Regions from separate parts of the Homo sapiens genome. Here region 2 is linked to region 1. Evidence: chromatin loops called from intact Hi-C (ENCODE). Cell type or tissue: A673. All regions are shown on one strand. Links, peaks and the distances in the headings refer to the core of each region. The heading gives the core; the rest is flanking DNA.

The links. Hi-C counts contacts between places; a loop is a spot of excess contacts. Peaks named below come from ENCODE experiments on the same cell type or tissue, not always from the same donor. Only the 100,000 strongest peaks of a DNase experiment are listed, where the experiment ranks them.
Region 2: it touches region 1 in a loop (10-fold over the local background); 15 of 110 quality-filtered maps call a loop at or near these places.

The regions. Positions count from the first base shown.
Region 1 is chr4:173,418,938-173,421,862 of GRCh38, reverse strand. It overlaps a transcript of SCRG1 not described here, the pseudogene RPL5P11 and the pseudogene LOC124900814. Among named protein-coding and RNA genes, the nearest start is that of SCRG1, 21 kb to the right of the region's middle. In A673, for the core only: a CTCF peak has its summit at 1,384 (motif pointing left); a DNase peak (open chromatin) is centred at 1,352.
Region 2 is chr4:174,317,857-174,320,781 of GRCh38, reverse strand. It overlaps CEP44 (centrosomal protein 44), which reads right to left. Exons shown (of 12, transcript NM_001040157.3): 12 at 454-2,925. Among named protein-coding and RNA genes, the nearest start is that of CEP44, 35 kb to the right of the region's middle. In A673, for the core only: a CTCF peak has its summit at 1,419 (motif pointing right); a DNase peak (open chromatin) is centred at 1,441.

The DNA.
Region 1 (2,925 bases), core at 160-2,659:
TAGTGTGAGAATGAACTTCCATAATCTTTTAGAGGAAAGTCTTCCAACAGTGATCTTCCCCATCCTCCCACCCTACCTGCCCCATACTAAAGATATTTTTGAAAAGCTGGCATATTCTCTTTCTACATCATCCCGTAAGAGAATCTACCCCTGCATTTATCCTTTCAAATATGGCATCTTACATTTATCTCATGACATGTTGTGAAGTAGAAAAGGTAGGAATTATGTAATGATTTATCATATATAATCAAAGGGAATGGCTAATTTTCAGAGCAGGACCAGAATTAACATCCCCTCGTCCTAGCTCTCCATCCAGGCCCACCTTTCAGTGTCTTGTGACAGGGACCACATTCTATTTACTTTTCAGACCCAGGAGATGGATGCCTGTAATGAATATAAAACACTGAACATAAACATAAAAAAATGCAACAAATCAACCCCCCCCCAACAAACTAAACCAAAACAGAGAAACAGATGCTTTTTCCTAAGAGTCATTTACTGTTCACTGACTCATTCGACAATTTATTGAGCTTCTACTAAGTTCTAGATGCTATCTTTGACATTGTTCACTTCAAGGAGTGAGATAACATGGAAGAGTAGCTATCACAGTGCCTGATGTGTGGGGGGCAATCAATAAAGTACATTTTCTTCCTTCTCAAATGTTTATCCTTGAACTAATCAATCTATCAAAATCCATATGCAATCAAAAGAAAAGTATTCACTTCTGATCCAAAGTCATCATTCCTTTATACCTCCATATCTGTGGTTACATACCGTGATATTTAGGCACGAGCTATCAAGCCAGAGAGAATAAACCACACTCAGGCAGAATCATGGCTTATGATTTGTGGTCTGCTGTTTTTTGTGGTAAAAGGGAAGAGGAAAAAGCCAGTCAAGTGTCCTGGTATTAACAGGCTTTATCAGTATATACTCCTCCCCTGCCCCACCTCACACACTCACACAGACTTTGGGGAGGAGGTATTATTAATCTAAACAAATAGCTTGCAATTGACAATAAGCATTCTACTATCTTCTCTGGTTATTTAAATTTAACTTTCATTTACAAGCAATTTATAGAGACAGACATAGCCTTGAAGCCAACACTTTCTGCCCTAACTTGCATCCTGTTTTCTATTTGCTTTTCTTTTTTTTTTTTTCAGCTTGGCTCCCAAGACTAGGTCATATATGAAGGGGAAGCCAATCTGAGGCATCATTAATGTGCAGTTTTCATGATCGACGCTAATCACTACCGCCAAATTGTTTGTGCGGTAATCCACACTGATCACCAAGACATCTAGAATGAATAGATCCTTGTATAAACAGACACAATAGTTGTAGCTCCAAGATAATTAAAGAACTCATCTATGACCTCTACTGGTCATGTTACCAAAATACAACAGCTACCATTCTTTCAGAAGTGTTTTCATTTATTAAAAATATATTTCTCAGCACCTACTATGTGCCAAGCATTGTTTAAAAGATTGCAGTAAACAAAACACACAAGACCCTTTCCCTCTTAAATTCAGCAAGGGAGACATTCAAACTATAAACATTATAAGTAAGTTCATTGTAGAGTATTTTAGAAGGCAATAGGTGTTTTCAAAAAGAGAAAAAAGTAGATCAAGGTAAAGGGAATCAAAAGTACAGAAAAGGGCCCTTTTCCCCCACTAGGGCCGGGCCTGAAGGTCTCTGTTGAGCCACGGATGTGGGTCTCTGTTCTGCAGGATGGGGTTTGTTAAAATTGTTAAGAATAAGGCCTACTTTAAGAGTTACCAAGTGAAATTTAGAAGATGATGAAAGGGTAAAACTGATTACTATGCTCAGAAATGCTTGGTGATACAGTATAAAAATAAATACAACACACCCAAATACAGGATGATAGAGATATCATTTGTCAGGTTGCTTATGCCCGTATAGAGGGGGCTATGATAGTCTGCACAAAATATGGTGTGAAGGCCGGCCTGACAAATTATGCTGCAGCGTATTGTACTGGCCTGCTGCTGGCCCGCAGGCTTCTCAATAGGTTAGGCATGGACAAGATCTATGAAGGCCAAGTGGAGGTGACTGGCAATGAATACAATGTGGAAAGCATTGATGGTCAGCCAGGTGCCTTTACCTGCTATTTGGTCGCAGACCTTGCCAGAACTACCACTGGCAATAAAGTGTTTGGTGCCCCGAAGGGAGCTGTGGATGGAGGTTTGTCTAACCCTCACAGTAGCAAACGATTCCTTGGTTTGTCTATCCCTCACAGTACCAAATGAATCCTTGGTTATGATTCTGAAAACAAGGAATTTAATGCAGAAGTACACCGGAAGCACATCATGGGCCAGAAGTTTGCAGATGACCTGCGCTACTTAATAGAAGAAGATGAAAATGCTTCCAAAAAACAGTTCTCTCAATACACAAAGAACAGCGTAACTCCAGACTTGATGGAGGAGATGTATAAGAAAGCTCATGCTGCTGTACGAGAGAATCCAGTCTATGAAAAGAAGCCCAAGAAAGAAATTAAAAAGAAGAGGTAGAACTGTCCCAAAATATCCCTTGCTCAGAAGAAAGATTGGGTAGCTCAAGAGAAGGCAAGCTCCCTCAGAGCTCAGGAGCGGGCTGCCGAGAGCTAAACCAAACAATTTTCTATGAGGATTTTTCAGATAAAGACAATAAACTTATGAACAGAAAAAAAAGATGGAAGAGGTAGAGCTGGAGAAGTACACTGCAGAATTAAATTAGGTGCTCAGGATAAGTGTCAGTGATAGAGTGGAATTCAGCAAAGCCTTGAAGGAGGTGAGAGCCTCAGCCACTACTAACACTAGTAGGTTCTCAAATTAGTTAAATTAGACATTGTATTAGTATGTTCTCAAATCGCTACAAGGAACTACCTAGGACTGGGAAATTTATTAAGAAAAGAGGTTTGATTGAGTCACAGTT
Region 2 (2,925 bases), core at 286-2,785, 900 kb before region 1:
CTTAAATGGTTCAGTAAATAAGATACAAGCTGCCCCTTGGGCCTGTGTCAACTGACCTCTAGCCACACACACACACATACACACACACACACACACAGAGCACACTCAGTATGCTAGCCCTAGTGAATTTCTTTCAAATGCTCTTCCTTTCAAGCCTTTGTTTATGCTAGTCCTTTTGCGTAAACCATCTTCCCTGGCTATATTCTGTTCACTCTTTAGGACTTAAGATAAACATCACTTCCTTCCACGCTGATCAGTTTGATGCCTTCAGTTTCAAAGAAAGGAGACAAACCTGGGGACTGTTAAAAAGTAAAAATCAAAGTTACAATGTTATTTGAGCTCAAAAAGTGTTGTAGTTTATAAAATTGAGAAGGTTATATTAATTTTTATGCTTCCTGAAGAGTGTATCAATTATATAAAGTTATGAGTAATGAATGGCATGAAACAAAGTCCCAACGTTTTCAAGTTTTATTTTTAAAATATATTACAACATCACATTAAAAACAGTAGAGGAAAACAAGCAAACATGATAGAATTACTTTTTTCCAACTCAATAGTACTTAGCTTTACCTAGAATTTTCATACAGTTGATGCTAACTTCTTCTGAACCCTTTCTGACTAGTATTTTACCTTATGTATTCTTTATAGTATTTCCATATAATCTTTACCGAGACCTATTCAGAGCATAACATAGACAGGGCAGCACAAGCAACTGACACCTTTGTTGGTAGTACAGTGTTTTTTCAACCAGTTTATGAGAGAATGAAAAGAATGAAAGTGAAAATTTTACTTAACTTAGGGTTATGTAGCTCTAGGTAATCTCTTCAGAACTCCCCTGCTTCACCTTCTCAAGTTAATCAACAGTGGCTAGTTTATAACTAGAAACCACTTACCAAATTGCCTAAACAAGAAAACTTTTTAAAATAACAATTTGCTGATCTGTCCAATAACTCCAATAAAGTTGAATTTGCTTTATTTTTCCAAAAATTATGTTGTCTAGATAAAGACTCTTTGTAAGTGTAAATGTATGATATATTGAGTTGATTTTTAGTCCCTATTAGAGAGTTGTTAGACAAGTTATTAAAGTTTAAGAAAATTTGGATTCTAAATTTCCACCTGATAACATATATGAAATATTTTATATTTTCAATATATACTTACTTATATTTTGCACACTGTATATAAACTAGGAGATTAGAAATGTTTTAAGTCCCTTCTCTGTGTGTATATCTGCACTATATAAAGAAAAAAAGAAAGGGTAGAAAGAGACTTAACTTTTTTTCTATCTTCCATAAGAAAACTTCAAAAATGTTTCTTTTTAAAATTGAATTTTTCAAAAGGGAAAAAATATTATCCTGTTTGATGGGAAATCACTTGTTTTAACAAAAGGTAAAATACTGGCATGTTAACCACAAGGTGGTGCTATAATTCCATGCTGGTACTGATATTTTAGGAGTTAATCGATACAGAAGTTTTTTCCCTTATAACTATAACCTCTTAACCTCTTAATTTTTATAAATGTACTTCTCTCACAATTGAAAAAATTAAAGCTAACATGCTTCATTAATTCTGGAAATATTTACTGAAACTCTGTTAAATTCAAAATTGTATGTTTCTGTAGGCTACCATTTTAAAGTTCTGATGACCAACTGTTTATTAGAATACTAAAAATGTGGCCAAGCATGGTGACTCACCCATGGAATCTAGCACTTTGGGACATCCAGGTGGGCGAGTAGCTTTAGCTCACGAGTTTGAGAACAGACTGGGCAACATGGTGAAACCCTGTCTCTACAAAAATACAAAAATTAGCCAGGCATGACGGTACAGGCCTATAGTCCCAGCTACTCAGGAGGCTGAAGCACAAGAATCGCTTGAACTCGGTAGGCAGAAGGTGCAGTGAGCCGAGATCACGCCAGTGCACTCCAGCCTGGGCAATAGAGTGAGACCCTGTTTCAAAAAGAAAAAAAAAAAAAACAAAGGAATTCTAAAAATGTTTTCTTAAAAGTGATTTCTTACACTGTTTCAAATTCACAAACACAAAAAAAATTTAAGTGATTTCTACTCATATAACAATATTTTATATTTGACAGTGTAATATAGAATTATACATACATACCATAAATAGATGAATAAATAAAATATAATCAGATGGTCCATATAATATTAAAAAAAATACTAATTTTCCTTCCAAATAATGAAGTCAATTTTCTTGAGGATTTTCTGATTACTGGAACACTTTTATCTACAAGTTTAAAAAAAGATAATTCATATAGTAGTAATATTAAAAATAAATTTCATTTTTCCATTGATTTACCTTCAGCTAAGACTTTTCTCTCCAAAAAATGTGTAACTTTTCATCATTAAAAAAACAAAACACAACACCTCACTGTGTATCTTTTAACGGTGGCTAGAATGGCTACATTCTCTTTCTGTTACACTGGTCTTAAAAAGTGTTACGCCGGAGGCCAAGACAGGCAGATCACCTGAGGTCAGGAGTTTGAGACCAGCCTGACCAACACGGAGAAACCCTGTCTCTAATAAAAATACAAAATTAGCTGGGCATGGTGGTGCATGCCTATAATCCCAGCTACTCAGGAGGCTGAGGCACAAGAATCACTTGAACCCGGTAGGCAGAGGTTGCGGTGAGCCAAGATCGTGCTATTGCACTCCAGCCTGGGCAACAACAGCGAAACTCCATCCCCCCCTCCAAAAAAATTATACAATAGAGCATACTAAAATGTTCAACACATTTCTCATGGTGAACCTTGAGACCATAGTCCTCTTGGTCTAAACTTGAGGACCATAGTCCTCCAGCCTGTTTCCCAGTACAAAAGGAGAATCTTAACCTTAATTTCTCAGTGTTAATTGGAAAGGTATTGATGTTTTTGACCAAGCATGAAATAACTGCCTTTTTGTTTTATTTAA